Regions from separate parts of the Homo sapiens genome. Here region 1 is linked to region 2. A link is a loop called in an ENCODE intact Hi-C map of the cell type or tissue named here. Cell type or tissue: GM12878. All regions are shown on one strand. Each heading gives the region's core, and the rest is flanking DNA. Links, peaks and the distances in the headings are about the cores only. Region 1 has its middle 420 kb from the start of MAGEB16. Region 2 has its middle 360 kb from the start of MAGEB16.

Region 1 (8,341 bases), core at 61-8,060, 61 kb after region 2:
AAACACAGAGGGAAAACGAAAGACATAAAAATATAATTGAATAGTGAAACAGCTTTAAGAAACTTAATTTTTGTAAATTTGATGAAAATTATAAACCCGCACATCCAAGAAGTTAAAGCAGTTCTTAGAGGAAAGTTTGTAGCATTAAATGCCTAGCTGATGAAACTATAAAGGTCTCAAGTCAATGACCCATCTTCCAACTTAAAAACTAGAAGAGTTAATAAGCCCAAAGTAATTATAAGAAAGAAAATAACAAAAATCAAAATGAAAATAAATAAAGTATAAGACAGAAAATGAATAGAAAAAAAGTCATTGCAAGTAAAACCAATTTTTTGAGAAGATATATAAAATTGATAAATCTCTAGCCAAAGTTATCAAGAAGAAAAGAGTAAGGGTATAAATTATGAAAGTTAGGAATGAGAGAGTAGACATCACTGTAAATTTGATGAATTGTAAAATGGCATAAATGCATATTAAATACAACTGTATGCCAATAAATTTGACAACTTAGTTGACAATGGGAAAATTCCTTGAAAGACAATATCAAAAGTAATTAAAGAAGACATAGACAACCTAAATATCACTGTATTTAATAAACAGATTTTGTAGTTAGAATCCTTCCCACAAATTGAATTTCAGGGGCAGATGGCTTCAATGGTAAATTTCAGCAAATGTTTTAGGAAGAAACTATACCAATTCTACACAAATTATTCTAGAAAAGAGAAGGTAAGCAAATATTTCACATCATTCTATGAAGTCAGCATTACTATACCAAAACCAGACAGAGAAATTACACATGAAGAGAACCGAAGATCAATATTGCTCACAATTTTAGAAAACTGAATGCACCAACATGTAAGAAGCATAATATATCACAACCATTTAGGACTTCATGACATATTCAAAATTCAAGTATCAGTCAATGTCATTGACCATATTAATAGACTTAAAAATATTATTTCAATAAATAAAGAAAAAGTATTTGAAAAAAATCCAACATCTATTCCTGATTTAAAAAAAAAAAAAAAACTTCCAGAAAACTGGAAATGGAAGGGAACTTCCTCAACCTGATTTTAAAAATTTACTAAAAAGGCTACAGCTAACATCATACTTAATGGTGAAAGACTGAAAAAATAAAAATTATAAAAATGTCACTACTTATGGATAGCATGTACTGAAGAGTTTTAAGGAAACCTAGAAGAATCTTTCTCTCTAAATTACTCTTCACAGATATTCTTAGATATACTTTCTGGAAAAATAAAGTATAGCATTTCATATTTTAAGAAATGATGAAATGAATATGTTTCTTCTAAGATTAAGAACAAGACAATAATGTCCACCCTCACCATTTCTAATAAACATTGTGCTTATAGGTTCTAGCCAAGGCAATCAGGCAAGAAAAAGAAATAAAAAGGCATTCATATCCAAAAAGAAGTAAAACTCATTTAGGTACACACTTAGGATCATGAATTCTGGATCATATGGTAAGACTATGGTTAGCTTTATAAGAAATTGCCAAATTGTCTTCCAAAGTTGCTGTACCATTATGCATTACAACCAGCAAAAGAGTTACAGTTCCTCTTGTTTCACTTTGTTGCCACTAGTTGATGTTGTCAGTGTTTAAGATTTTAGTTCTTTTAATAAACGTATAGTGATAGCATTGTCATTTTAATTTGCAATTCCCTAATGAAGTATGTTGTTGAACATCTTTCATATGCTTAATTGTCATATATATATCTTCTGTAGTGTGGTGTCTTCTTAGAACCCAATTTTAGTAGGGTTGATTGTTTTCTTATTGTTGAGTTTTAAGAGTTATTTATATGTTTTAAGTACAAGTTCTGTATCAAATTTATGTATGGCACATATTTTCTTTCAGTCTGTGTCTTATTATTTCATCCTCTTGACGGGGTCTTTTGCATAACATATTTTTAATTTTAATGAAGTCCAACTAATAATGTGTTTATTAATAGATCATGCGATTAGTGTATGTAAAAACTCAATTCTGAGGTTCCGGTTCAAGATGGCTGAATAGAACCAGATAGTGGGAGCCTCCCACACAGACAGAATTCAAAATAGTGAGTAAATATTAACACTTGAGTAGATCACCTAAGAGGGCACACTGGAATCCATTAAAGAAGTGATAGGAATCATAGAAAGCAGAGAGGAGCAAAGCTGTACAGCCAGCTGAGCTGGGACTGGCATGGAGCCAAGAGAAGATTCCTGATACAGAGAAGTGGTGAGTGAGAGACCCCTGGGGTTCCACAATTCTGCCATGGACTTGTACAATCCTAGCCATGGGAGATCCCCCTCTACTCCTCCCAGGCCTTTAGTCTAATACAGGGTGCTGCCTGGAGACAGTGCATAGGTACTGCTCAAGCCTACCTAGAATTCCGCAGGCTTTGGAATGCTGAGAAGCCTGGTGCCGGCTGCTGCAGCTGGATCAGGGAGGGAGCAGACAGGCCAGACACTTTTGCATGCCCCAAAGACAGATACAACAGCTGCAGTAGAGAGGAGTGGGTGGGCCATGCACTGCAATGACTGCCTGCCTCAGGTGCTCCTTGAAAAATAGGCCTCCCTTCTTCAGCACGGTTCTGCAGTGCAGCTGCCCTGCCCCTGTATGTACATATTGGCTGCAGCCCGATATTCTACTGAAAGCCAGGACCTCTGAAGCCAGTGACCCACCCTTTGGCTCCTATAGCAGTTGCCATCACCACCACCCACCACCACTGCAGCCACTCCTGTCACCCCTGAACCTGGGTTGGGGGAGGAGCAGAAAGGCTGGGCAATTTTGTGTGTCCCCAGCAGCAAAATTTACTGCTGCTCCTGTGGGAGGAAAATTCAAGTGGACCATGCATCCCACAGCTGTCAGCCTCCATTGCTCTAGCTGAGGGGGCCTGATTCCTCCAGTGAAAAGTTAACAGCAAAGCCAGCCTGTTCCCACCTGACCATTTCAGCTGCTGCCCAGAGTCCTTCTGACAGCCCAACCCCCACAGGCCTGTGATCTGCCCTGGGGCTCCCACTATTCTGCCACTGCCTGAGCGTTCTGCCTGCTCCTGCCTGAAAGTTCTGATGGTGACCCATGGATCAGCCCACTCCTTTCAGCCAGCATGTGAATTCTGGGGATCCAAGAACAAGTGTACTGGCCCATTCCTGGTTTAGTCCCCTTAGGACTTGTACATCTTGTACATCCCATCCAGAGGCCTGAGGATGGAAGGTTTGCCTAGCCTAGTCCACCACCGCCAGCATCTGACTACTCCCTGTGGGGCCTGAACTCAGGCCAACCCAACCAGCCAACACACTCAACATCTGACACTCACCTGAATGTGAAACCACTTTTGCAAACATAACTTAGGAAATTATGACAGTGAAAGAAATGAGACCTAACCCACTCCGTCTTGCTTCTAACGTTTAAGCTGTCCTTGTTCATTCCTGGGCATAGAACTAATTTTAAGAAGGAATTCAGTTAATGGTTTGACTCTGAAACAAAATTGATAATAGCCCTTTCCCTAAAAGACCCCCTTCTTGCCTGGGGACCAGTCTACCTTTGCAGGACTAACAAATTAGCCACAAGATTAGAAATTACAGTTTAGGGGTCATGCAGCCTCTGGCTCCAAAAGTCTGAACTTCCCCAGATTGCTCCTGGGGATAACATCACTATTGTAAAACCTAAGATCAGTGCTTGAGATATTTTGCAGACCCTGCACTGGACTGGATCACCTGTCCAGTGGACCACCCAGATTGTAATCTGACTCAACCAGTTCTGCCATTCCACCTAGGAATAGAAAACAGCAAGAAAACCTCACTTCAACCCCCTATGATTCCATCTTCAACCTGACCAACCAGCACTCCACACTTCCCAAGCTCCTACCCGCCAAATTATCTTTAAAAACTCTGATCTCCGAATGCTCCGGGAGACTGATTTGAGTAATAATAAAACTCTGGTCTCCCGCACAGCCAGCTCTGCGTGAATTACTCTTTCTCTATTGCAATTCCCCTGTCTTGATAAATCAGTTCTGTCTAGGCAGCAGACAAGGTGAACCCATTGAGCGGTTACAAATGTGCCAAAAGGTGGATTCCCTCCCCATCCGTACACAAAGCAGCAGCATTACCACATTAGAGAACAAGCAAGCCACAGAGCTATTTGTACTGGTCTGAGTGATGAGGTTCCACCCTAAAATCACTCCTGTGGAGAATCATCAGACAAGCGTCTTCCCTGGCTCTCAGCAGCACTGTGGCCTGGAGATAACAGTGTGCATCTGAACTGAGAGTTACAAGCCCTGGGGCAGGAGTATGATGGAGAAATAGATCAGATTCCTGCCTGTTTAGGAAGTGGAGCTGGTGCAAGCACCTTATTCCCCACAGAAACCTCAGGGCATGTCATCAGGAACTCCCCTAGCCACTCCTATCAGTGTTGGTGTCCATCCTTATCATTGGGGGTATTTGTGAGCAAGCCATGCAGTACAGCTCTTCAAAGCTGTGTCCTCTCCATTTGCTGAACAAGAAGTTCAGGGGATCGGATTTTCCACTGTCCAGCTCATCACTTGAAACAACACAAATGACCATACACTAAACAAAGATCAAGTACCTACCCATCTGCTTTTGCTACAGCTGGCTTTTAGCCATAAGTGCCACCTACTGGCCTGTAGGTCAAACTGCACAGCCCTATAGAAATCTTCACAAGAAAAAATGCCCAGGGATATAAAAGCAAAGCCAAAAGACCCTACATAACATATTCTACAATCACATCCTCAAGGCAGGAAAATCCCATCTAAATGAAAGGAAATTCAAAAATAAGAAGTGACAGCTTCTACAGATGAGGAAGAACAAGCACAAGAACTCCAGCATTACGAAGAAAGAATGTTGTGATACCACCGACGGACCACATTAGCTCTTTAACGATGGATCCTAAACAAAATGAAAACTTTGAAATGATTGAAAAAGAATTCAAAATATATATTTTAAAGACACTCAATGAGATCTAAGAGAAAGTTGAAAACCAACACAAGAAACAAAAAAATTTGGAGAAGAAAAAGGAGATTATTTATTAAAAACCAAAACTACTAGAAATGAATAATTCACAGAAGAAATTTCAAAACACAGTTGGAAGCTTTAACAAGACACTAGACCAAACAGAAGAAAAATTTCACAGATTTAAGACTGGTCTTTGGAATTAACTAAATCAGATAAAAGAATTAAAAAAATTAACAAAGATTTCAAGAAATATGGGATTATGTAAAGTGACCAAAACTTAGACATGTGGACATTCCTGAGGAAGAAGAAGAAAAAGCAAGAAGTTTGGAAAGCATATTTGAGACAATAATTTAAGAAAATTTCTCCAATCTTGCTAGGGATGTGGATATCCAGTTACAATAAATCCAGAAAGCACCTAGAAGATACTATACAAGATGAACATTACCAAGACATGTAATCATCAAACTCTCCAAGGTCAACATGAAAGAACAAATCTTAAAAGCAACTAGAGAGAAGCATCAAATCACGTATAAAGGAAATCCCATCACTTTAACAAGAGACACCTCAGTAGAAATTTTACAAGCCAGAAGACATTAGAGGCCAATTTTTAGGCTTTAAAGAAAAAAAATGCTGGCCAAGTATTTCATATCTTGTCATACTAAGTTTCATAAATGTAGAAATAAAGTCTTTTCAGACAAGCAAACACTATGGGAATTCATCACCACTACATCAAACCTGTAAGAAACGCTCAAAGGAGTTCTAAGCATGGAAATGAAAGACACCACTCCCCAACATAAAAGTAAACATGTAAGTAGAAAACTCACAGATCCTATAAAGCAATTACACAATTGAGAGCCCAGGGCAACTAGCTAACGACACTATGACAGGAACAAAACCTCAGATACCAACATTAACATTGAACGTTGATGGCCTAAATGCTCCACTTAAAATATAAGACTGGCAAGTTGGATAAAAAAACAAGATCTTACCATCTCTTGCCTATAAGAGACCTACATAATAGCTAAAGATATCTACAGACTCAAAGTAAAGGAGTAGGAAAAGATATATCACACAAATGGAAAATGAAAGCAAGCAGCAGTAGCCATTCTTGTATCAGATAAAATAGACTTTAACAACAGTAAAAGAAAAGGAAAGGCATTATATAATGATAATTGGTTCAATACAACAAGATGATTTACCTGTCTTGTCCTAAATATATATGCACCCAACACTGGAGCACCCAGATTCATAAAACAAATACCACTAAATCAAAGAAAAGAGATTGATACCAATATAATAACAGTGGGAGAATTCAACACCCTACTGACAATACTAACAGGTCGTTGAGGCAGAAAGCCAATGAAGAAATTCTGGACATAAGCTGGGCTCCAACCCAAATTGACCCAATAGATATTTACAGAACATTCTACCCAACAACTGCAGAATATTCACTTTTCTTATCTGCACATAAAACATTCTCCAAAATTGAGCATATGCTTGGCCATAAAGCAAATCTCAGTAACTTCAAAAAATCAAAATTATATTAAGTATTTTCTCAGATCACAGTGGAATAAAATTAGAAATGAATACCGAGAGGAATTTACAAAGCTATAGAAATATTTGGAAGCTAAACAACATTCTCCTGAATGACTTTTGGGTAAAGAACAAAATCAAGGCAGAAATTTCTTAAGAAATGAATGAAAATAGAGACACAACATACCCAAACTTTTGGAATGCAGAAAAAAATATTACTAACATGAATGTTTATAACAAATGCCTACATCAGAAAGATATGCATAGAAATGGAAAGCAGGAGATGAGAAGCAGATTTGGAATACACAGAGAGATTTGGGTTTTGATTTCAGGTGTTCTGGGTCAATAAAAAAATTTTCAGATATGGTATACCATGGATTTGGAGTTTAATGATACTCACATGATATTGATTTTACCCACACATCCTCCACATAAAACAAAACAAAATAAAAATATAGGCCGGGCACAGTGGCTCAAGCCTGTAATCCCAGCACTTTGGGAGGCTGAGGCGGGTGGATCATGAGGTCCAGTTTGAGACCAGCCTGGAGACCAGCCTGGCCAATATGGTGAAACCCTGTCTCTACTAAAAATACAAAAGAAAATTAGCTGGGCATGGTGCTGTGCACTTGTAGTCCCAGCTACTGGGGAGACTGAGGAAGAAGAATCGCTTGAACCTAGGAGGTGGAGGTTTCAGTGAGCCGAGATCGCACCACTGCACTCCAGCCTGGGCAACAGAATGAGACTTCGTCTCAAAAGATAAATAAATAAAATAAAATAACATCATCAAGGAGAACAAATAAAACTACACATAATACACGTCTTCAGCATTATTAGAAGACAAAGAATACCATGCACAACAAATTACCTGCAGGTAGAATAATAAAACAAATTCCAGTAGACCTTCCATTGCTAATCACTGCAAGGCTGTGGGTGTGAAGACAAGGGGAGTGAAAATTTAAGGTATTCCATGAAAAAAATTTGAAGGACACAAGAAACTTTGAAAAAATACAGATAAGATTACCCCCTAAAGGAGAAAATTTAACACCTAATGACAAAATACTAAACACAGAGAGGTATTTGTTGGCTTACACAATTGGTCACAAGGAAAAGGTTCAAAATCAAATTTGATCAGAAGTGGAAGCTTCAGAGAAACATTGCTTCAGAAGGATAATTGGATATATAAAGTGTTTTCTACATAGAGTTCAACTTTCTGTTAAGTGTTAAAGCTTTCAAAATTCTTGTTTAATGTATAGGAGCACAGGAAATTCATTCTTTATCAGGAACTCACTCTTGTGATAACCAACACACTCCTATGTTTATGGCATTAATCCATTCCTGAGGGCAGAGCCCTCCCTCATGACCTAACCACCTCTTAAAGGGCCCACGTTTCAACAGTGTTGCTTGGAGGATTAAGTTTCCGTTTCGGGCACATATTCAACCCATAGCATATGCTTTATTACCTCATTAGAAACTTCCTTCCTAGCACTATTTGAAAGATTGGGAGGTGTGTTATATGAATTGTGAATACTGCTCTTCTCATGGTAGCATGGTGCTTTCCAGATTTTGATTCACTTTCTCTGCCTTTAAATGTGGCTACATGCTTTTGTGGAAAGATGCTTAGGAAATGACTTTGAATTAATCCCATCGTGATATCAGCTGAATTTTAGATTTTCTCTCCCTTTCAATCTTTGTACACCTTGAAGAGCTCTGCAAGTTATTGGTGAAGCTGACCAATACATTCTCAAAGATCCTTTCCGTTGCTAATATTCTATACTTTTCTAACTGTTAACTTCTTTTGCTCTTACTTCTTTTTTTTCTTTTTCTGGACCAAATTTAC
Region 2 (8,341 bases), core at 67-8,066:
AGACAATTATTTTTCCACTCCCTTAGCTGTTTTTTATGGTATTTTCCCATCTACATATTTCCTTTTTATTTTTAGTTGACAGATAATAATTATACATATTTATGAGATACAGGATGATATTTCAATATGTGTATACAATGTATAATGATCAAATCCGGATAATTAGCACATATGTCACCTCATTTATTATTTCTTTGTGTTATGAATATTCAATATCGTGTCTTCTAGCTTTCTGAAAATATACAATAAATTATAGTTTATAATATTCACCCTACAGTGCTACAGGACTCTAGAACTGATTTATCTTATCTAGCTTTAATTTTGTATTCCCTAACCAACCTCTGCCCATCTTCCTCCCTTTCCCTTCTTAGCTTTTAATAACTGCAGTTCTACTCTCTACTTCAATGAGCTCATTTTTTAAACTCCAATATATGAGTGAGAACATGCTGTATTTATGGTATTTATGTTTCTGTGCTTGATATATTTCACTCAACATAATAATTCCGCCAGGCTCATCCATGTTGCTGCAAATAATAGTATTTCATTCTTTTTTGTAGCTGAAGAGTATTCCATTGTTTATTGGAAGAGGTTTTAAATTTGATAAGAAGTTTAACATGTTTCTCAGGCAGTTTTTATTGTTTTCATTTTCTTGTGAAAACATTGCTTAGAATGTCAAGTTTTACATAGCTGTAGTCCTAGTTCCTATGATTATCTGTAGAGCAATGTAAAATCAATTAAATCTTCTGAAAATCTGAATGCAAGACTACTCTTTTTTATATTTTGTTTTATCCTAAGAATCCAAAGGTGTTGGAAAATAATTCAAGTACAGAAAATTATTGCATCGTAAAAATTACATACGCTGATTTGGAATTTGGTTGCAGATTTTCTGAACCTTGGTCAAGTGTCTGTCAATTCACTCATGCGTTTATGCCCTTATTTAAACAGGTGCTGAGCTCTGAACTATGTTCTATACTCAACTTTGAGATACAAAGACAAATGAACCCTGATTGCTAGATCTTTCCTACAAGGGCTCCCTGACTGATAGGGAAGAAAGATGTAAACAAGTAGTTTTAAGACCATGGAAAGTGTTGTAACTGGTTTTGGTATGGAAATATAGGGGTGGGGACCTGGCTGAGGAGAAAGAAAAGGCCTCAAGGAGGAGGTTATATTTTACCAGGAAATTAACGGAATTGGAATATTCAAGTATAGAAGAAGCCTAAGACATCTGAGACTGGGAGGAGGATCATGCGTACTAAGAAACAGGAAAAAACAACAACAAAGTGCTTTTCCTACTCTCACACATCACACTACACAACGCTTCTGACACCAGATTTCTCTGGTGGTGATTTTTCCCCACATACCTAGCAATTCTCAGCAGACAAAACTGGTTGTCCTCTAATTTAACTCAATTAAGACACTATCTACTTGGGCTTAGAGTCAGTCCCACAGGTTATTGGCTCACTCCCACAAGATGGCACCCCCCAACTTTAGATGCTAATCGATAGCCCCAGGTTGTGACTTGTGCTTCTGACTGATTGGCTGTATGTTGGCGTTCTCATAACAGCCTCCTCAGATCCTATTGATTTGCTAGACTCACAGAACTCAGGGAAACATGTATTTACCAGTTTGTTATAAAGGATATTACAAAGGAAATAAATGAACAGACAGAAGGAAAAGATACAGAGGGCAATGTATAGAGTTTAGTGGGAAGGGGCATGGCACTTCCATGCTGTCTCCAGGTACACTACCCTCCAAGAATCTCCATGCCGTCAGTAACCTGGAAGTTTTTTGAATGCTGTCTTTTTGTGTTTTTATAGAAGCTTCATTATGTATGCCTGGCTGATTACATCATTGGCCATTGGTGATCAACCTTCAGCCCCTCTTCCCTCCCTGGAGTTTGGGGGATGGGGTTGAAAGTCTCAACCCTTTAATCATGCCCTGGTCTTTCTGGTGACAAGCCCACATCCTAAAGCTACTTAGGGGGCCCCAGCCACCTGTCATCTCATTAGCATACCAAAAGCACTCTTATCACTTAAGAGATTCCAATGGTTTTAGGAGTTGCATGTCAGGAACCAGGGGCAGAAACAAAGTATGTTTTTTTTTTTTCTTATAATAACACAGTGTGCAAAAGTACAAAAATGTGACAGAACAGGACATGTGTAGAGGCTAGTAAGCAATGGCTCTAGCTCAGGATAGATGGCCTTGGGAATGACAGAAAATGTGGAAACAAATGTATGTGGAAAGAGAAAACTTTAAAGTGACTCAGATTTTGCTCAGCAACAACAATAAATAAAGGGCTAAGGAAATGGATTCAAATTTGGATGCACTAACTTTAGGTCAATCGGACATTTATATTGAAATGACCAATTAGCATGTGAATATATTCATATGGAACTGAAAACAAAGGTTTGATTTTGATATAAATTTTATGACTCAATGAATTGTTATTAGTCAAAAGCAGAGCTATACATGAGAATGCTAAAAGTTTATAAAAGTAGCACCTCTCAAACTCTAGTATAAATTAGAATTATCTTCATTGATTGCTAAAAAAGCAGATTTATAAGTTTCATTCTTCCTCATGCTAATTTAATATATGTTTGGCTAGATGTAGTAAGATACATTTTAACAAGTGCTCCAGGTGATTCCAAGGTTCACATGTTAAGACAAAATATTGAGTAAGAGAAGGGAGGCATAGAAACAATTCTGAAAAATGAAAATTTAAAGACAACAAACAGACAGAAAAAGAGGCATGAATGTAAACAGAAAAGAATCTGGTTAGTGAGAGAAATGTCTAAATTCTGCACCTGAGGTGGGGGTAACTCAGTCAGGGATCCTTTCCCCACTGAACCAACCACACCAAGGCATAGGTCCTGAGAACAGACTGGACAACTTGGGGTAATTACCCCTGGGAAGGAAAAAAATTTTGAGGAGCCCAAGGAAAGTTTTGAGTACTAGCAAACCTTCTTGTAAACTCCTTATTGAAATTCACTCACAGGAAGGAAAAAATGGCATTCATTTAGAATCTTTCTTACAAATGAAGTCAATGTTGTAAAGGTTTGCAACAAGTTCATTTAGTCTTTTTATTTCTAAAAGCATCCTATATTCCCTTACTTTTTAAATTAAATTTCACTGGTGTGGAATTCTCTTCTTGCCACTTTGAAGCTATTATCCCATTTTCCCTGGCCTTTCTTGTTGATAATGAGATATATACTATTTGTGAAATTGTCATTCATGTTTAGATAAACAGAATTTTCTTTCTTGTAACCTTTAAGACTTTTTTAAATTGTCGTTTTCCTGAAATTTTTGTATTATATATCTAGCTATGGATCTATTATGCTATCATTTTATTATTATTATTATTATTACCCTGGTTGGTACTCAAAGTGCAGTGTTAATTTTAATATGTCTTTCTTCAATGTTAGAAAATTCTCAGCTAATATCTTATCAAATCTTCCTTCCCTGCCATTGCCTGCATTCTTTATATTCTAAAACAAATATTTCTAGATAATAGTTATTGAAGTTTAAGTTAAAAGGTCTGAATAGACCTTATGGGTATCTTAACTGCTTGTATTTTGCCTATTTTTTTCTTTTCTGCTTAGCAGATGAAGTGTTGAATGCTATCTTCAAAGTCAGTAATATATGTGTTCAGTGGTGTTCTGTTTCTGAGGGAAGAGAGAGACCCTCTCATATTGTTTTATACTCAGTACCTGTTTTAAGAAAAAAACAAGGAAGTAAAACCAAAGACAGGCAGCCTGGCGCCAGGCCCAAAACCAGGCCTGGGCCTGCCTGGCCTAACCCCAGTAGTTAAAAATCAACTCATAACTTAGAAACCGATGTTATTCATAGATTCCAGACATTGTATAGAAGAACATTGTGAAACTCCCTGCCCTGTTCTGTTTCACTCTGACCACTGGTGCATGCAGCCCCTGTCACGTACCCCCTGCTTGCTCAAATCAATCATGACCCTTTCTGTGAAATCTTTAGTGTTGTGAGCCCTTAAAGGGGACAGAAATTGTGCATTCGGGGAGCTTGGATTTTAAGGCAGTAGCTTGCCAATGCTCCCAGCTGAATAAAGCCCTTCCTTCTACAACTCGGTGTCTGAGAGGTTTTGTCTGTGGCTCGTCCTGCTGCATTTATAGTTTACCCTACCCATTGATTTTTTATTTTAATGATATTTTTGCTTCCCATATTTCAATTTGATTTGATTCTTTATCATATTCAAACTATTTTATATTATATATTCAACCTGTAACTTCTTTAATATTTTATTGCTATTTTTGTGTAATATTTTTATAATTTTTAGAATAAGCATAGTCCTTATGTCATTGAGTATCCCAACCATGCTTATTTTAAAAATATAAGCCAAAAACAAAATTCTAAGCACTCCAACCACCTGAATGGACCCCTCCTCTCAGCCAAGAGCATTCCAAAGTTAACCTGAAAAACTAGTTCATGGGCTGGGTACAATGGCTCACACCTGTAATCCCAGTGCTTTGGGAGGCCATGTCATGCAGTCTGCTTGAGCTCAGGAGTTTGAGACCAGCCTGGGCAACATGGTGAAACCCTGTCTCTACAAAAAATACAAAAGTTAGCAGGAAGGGGTGGTGAATGCCTGTAGTCCCAACTCAGGAGGCTGAAGTGGGAGAATCACTTGAGCCTAAAGGTTGCAGTTAGACAAGATTGCACCACTGCACTAACCAGCCTGAGTGACACAGTGAGACCCTGTCTCAAAAACAAAAACAAAATAACTAGTTCACTAGTTCAGGTCATTATGTGAAGGGGACATCAGACCTTCCTGCCTTTTGGAATTCAGGAAAAGCCAGTCAGTATTAACAACAACACAGCCTTTAAGTCTGATTTTAAAGCATTTACAATCTATTATCTCTGAAGGCTGCTACCTGGAGGCTTCTTTTGTGTGATAAAACTTTGGTCTTCACAACCCCTTTATCATCATAACCCAGACATTCCTTTCTACTGATTCCAGGTCTTTAGATAATAACTCAACCAATTGTCAATCAGAGAAATCGACCTATAACCTGGAAGTCCCCACTTCAAATTGGCCCACCTTTCCAGATTGAACCAATGTACATCTTTTAGGTATTGATTGATGTATTATGTCTCCCTAAAAGGTATAAAAGTAAGCTGTACCTTGACCACCTTGGGCACATGTCATCAGACATTCTGAGGCTATCAGGGGCACATCTTTAACCTGGGCAAAATAAACTTTCTAAATTGATTGAGACATGTCTCAGACACTTTTGGTTTACAAATGGATAACCATTAAGGAAGTCTGAGTGGAGCTTCCACTGACTTTTGACAAATCTCCTATTGTTGTTTGGTACCAGCTTGAGCTATCTTTAAGTCTCAAACCAATAGGACAATTTGCAGAGGTCTGGGAGCTCCCCCCACCACTTCCAGAGAATCCATCATCTCCCCAAATTTGGTCAAGATCTACAGTTTATTTTGCTGTACAATTCATTTTCTGGAGTTTTTATTTGCTTCCAACAGGAAGGCAAGTTTTCCTGCTTCCATGATGATAGAGAATAGAGAACTCCTCTCTGGAGTTTCAGCTAATTTCCAACAGGGAGGGGAGTTTGAGTTTTTTTTCTTTCCTGCTTCAAAGATAGTAGAGAACGGTCTTTAGTTGGGGCCCATGCCTAGGTAAGTAGCTAAATTGGTTTTTTTTTGGTCTTGGAAATTCTCCTTCATGACTAAAAGTTAAAATGGACAACCAGTTGGTCTTAATTTCTCCTAACCATTAGAGTGCTCAGTAATCATATTGTCGGGATTTTTGTTGTTGTTGGTCTGGCCTTTCTCCCATTGGATTTGACCAACCCTGCGTGACTTGGTCAAATCTGAATGAGAATTCCAAATTATGGGGAACAAGGTCCCTGAATTGGCTAAAATTCCTTGCAGCTGTAAAAAACTAACAAAAATGCACTTGATTTCTGTGTTTGTTTCCTTTCTTTAAAAAAAAAATAGTTCTTTTGTTTACTTTTCTTCCACCCTATTTCTCCTTCCCCTTTTACCATTTTCAGTACCAAAAACATATAGAGAGAAGGTTTCTAATGACTTGAACCCCTTAAAGAACTCAGAACAGAGGGGCCACTAACCCTTTTTGGAGTGTTCTGTTTTCATTGTGGAGTTTCAATTGTCATGCGTGTCCCAAAAAGAAAGGACATTTTGCTCCTCACAACTGAAAGGCACTCCTTGGTGACTGGGGGCCCAGTGGGAATGTCTGGGAGATTGACCCACTGCAACATGCAGTGGTCTCACAGGGAACACCCAACAAAATTATTTTTAAAAGCCTCATCCAGGAAACACACAGGAGCTGGTCACACTGCATTTCGAGGTCTCTTGGAGGGGCTAGACCTCTGGAGAAAGAAACTGAGGCACATAAGAAGGCAGAAATGAGTCAATGGTGACAAACTATGGAGTCCCAACCACAATCAGCACATCTTGATCAACAACAGTAAACCTTAAGCCACAGCTCAGTTTTTCCATTAAGAAAAGTGGGAAACAAATAATCTACGTATCAATGAAAAGAGTCAAACTCTGTAAAATATTTGAAGAGATTTATACTGAGCCAAATATAAGTGACCATGGCCATGACACAGCCTTCAGGAGATCCTAAGAACATGTGTTCAAAGTGGTCGGGGTGCAGCTTGGTTTTATACATTTTAGGGAGGCATGAGACATCCATCAGATACATTTAAGAAATACATTGGTTTGGTCCAGAAAGGCAGGACAACTCGAAGCAGGGGGCCTTCCAGGCTATAGGTAAATTTAAACATTTTCTGGTTGACAATTGGTTGAGTTTGTCTAAAGACCTGGGATCAATATAAAGGAATGTCTGGGTTGTGATAAGAGGTGGTAGGGACGAAAGTTTCACTATGCAGATCAAGCTTTTAGCTAGCAGGCTTCAGAGAGAATAGGATGTGAAATATTTCTTATCAGACTTAAAGTCTGTATCGATGTTAATGCCAGAGAGGTATAATGAGGCTTGTCTGATCCCCACTTGCCTTCATGGCCTAAACCAGTCTTTCAGGTTAAATTTTAAGAGCCCTGGCTGAGGAGGAAGTTCATTCAGATGGTTGGGAGGGGCTTAGAATTTTATTTTTGGTTTACATGATAATGAGGAAAGACAAGGAGAATGACGCATTTTCAGGTACCCCATTTGTTTTTACAGCGACTCAATTTGTGATTGTGTAAATGGAAGGAAGTGCCAGGTTTTCTAATACTCCAGCTGGTTACACATTAGGTCTGTTCTTGTGCACATGTTAAACTGATGGTCAAATTACATCAAGGAAAATCCAGAGGCCAAAGGTTGACCTGCAACTATAAAGTTCCTAAGTTCTCTATCTCTCTGTTTTCTGTCTGCATTATATCTGCTATTACTTTTCTGTTGAGATAAAATACACTGTGTGCATCTAAGCATTTATTGTTGTTATTGTTCTGGCAAAAGGGTGAGTTTTTACTAATCTCATCAGAGTTTGAAAGAAAAGCTATAGAATCCTTGTTTGCATAAATTTGTGAGAGAGGAGACAGGAAGGAACTGATTAGGCAGATAGTTAGGACGGGGCTACCAGTAGAAGTCCCTCCAATAAAAGAGCAGCCTGGAATAAATCAAGCTGCAAGCACAGATAAGTAAGCAGGGGTCAACACTTTTGTTTTTTTGTGCAACCAGCGAGCTCTGCCTATACATGGTGGGCTTCAGTGAGCACATTCCTTTCCTTTTTGGGCATACACAGATAAGGGAATTTGCACAAGGGGGCTTGCCTAAGACTGGCCTGCAATTGTGTAGATAAAAAAGGTTACATAGAGTCAGACATGTCCACAGTGGAAAATTCCATCTCCTGATCCATGTGCAGTAAGGAAAATAAAACAATACGTAGTAACTCAGGCTAAGGACCCACATATGCACTAGAGGAATGGGGTGGAGCTAACAAGAATTTGCACCTTATGCAAATAAGACACCCAGCCCTAAATGTTTTTTTGTGCCCTATGCAAATGTGCTCCCTTAGCTTGTTTATAAGTTTTTGTATTGAAGTGTGAAACAGCAACCCTCCCAGACACCCCTCTGCTGTGGAGAGCTTTCCTCTCTCACTTATTAAACATTTGCGCCAACCTCACCCTTGGTGTCTACGCTCCTTAATTTTCTGGGTTGTGAGGCAAACAACTCTGGGTAATACCTCAGACATCAAGACTGCTCCAGTGACTGTATTTTGCTTCATTTGTATGTGTGTGTTTAAGTGTATTTACAATTATTTTACTGTGTGTTTTTGGCCACAAGGTAGTGAATTGGCTTAAAGTTAAAAAGCATTAATTAATTAATTAATAA

Evidence for each region. Hi-C counts contacts between places; a loop is a spot of excess contacts. Peaks named below come from ENCODE experiments on the same cell type or tissue, not always from the same donor. Only the 100,000 strongest peaks of a DNase experiment are listed, where the experiment ranks them.
Region 1: a loop joins it to region 2, with 2.1 times the contacts of the local background. A loop is called at or near these places in 2 of 110 quality-filtered maps.

What each region holds. Positions count from the first base shown.
Region 1 is chrX:35,377,292-35,385,632 of GRCh38, reverse strand. No RefSeq gene overlaps it. Among named protein-coding and RNA genes, the nearest start is that of MAGEB16, 420 kb to the left of the region's middle. In GM12878, for the core only: a CTCF peak has its summit at 4,633 (motif pointing left); DNase peaks (open chromatin) are centred at 4,122 and 4,502.
Region 2 is chrX:35,438,744-35,447,084 of GRCh38, reverse strand. No RefSeq gene overlaps it. Among named protein-coding and RNA genes, the nearest start is that of MAGEB16, 360 kb to the left of the region's middle. RefSeq lists enhancers at 3,648-3,847, 7,619-7,913. In GM12878, for the core only: no CTCF peak of the experiment used is centred there; DNase peaks (open chromatin) are centred at 3,634 and 3,964; H3K27ac peaks cover 985 bases.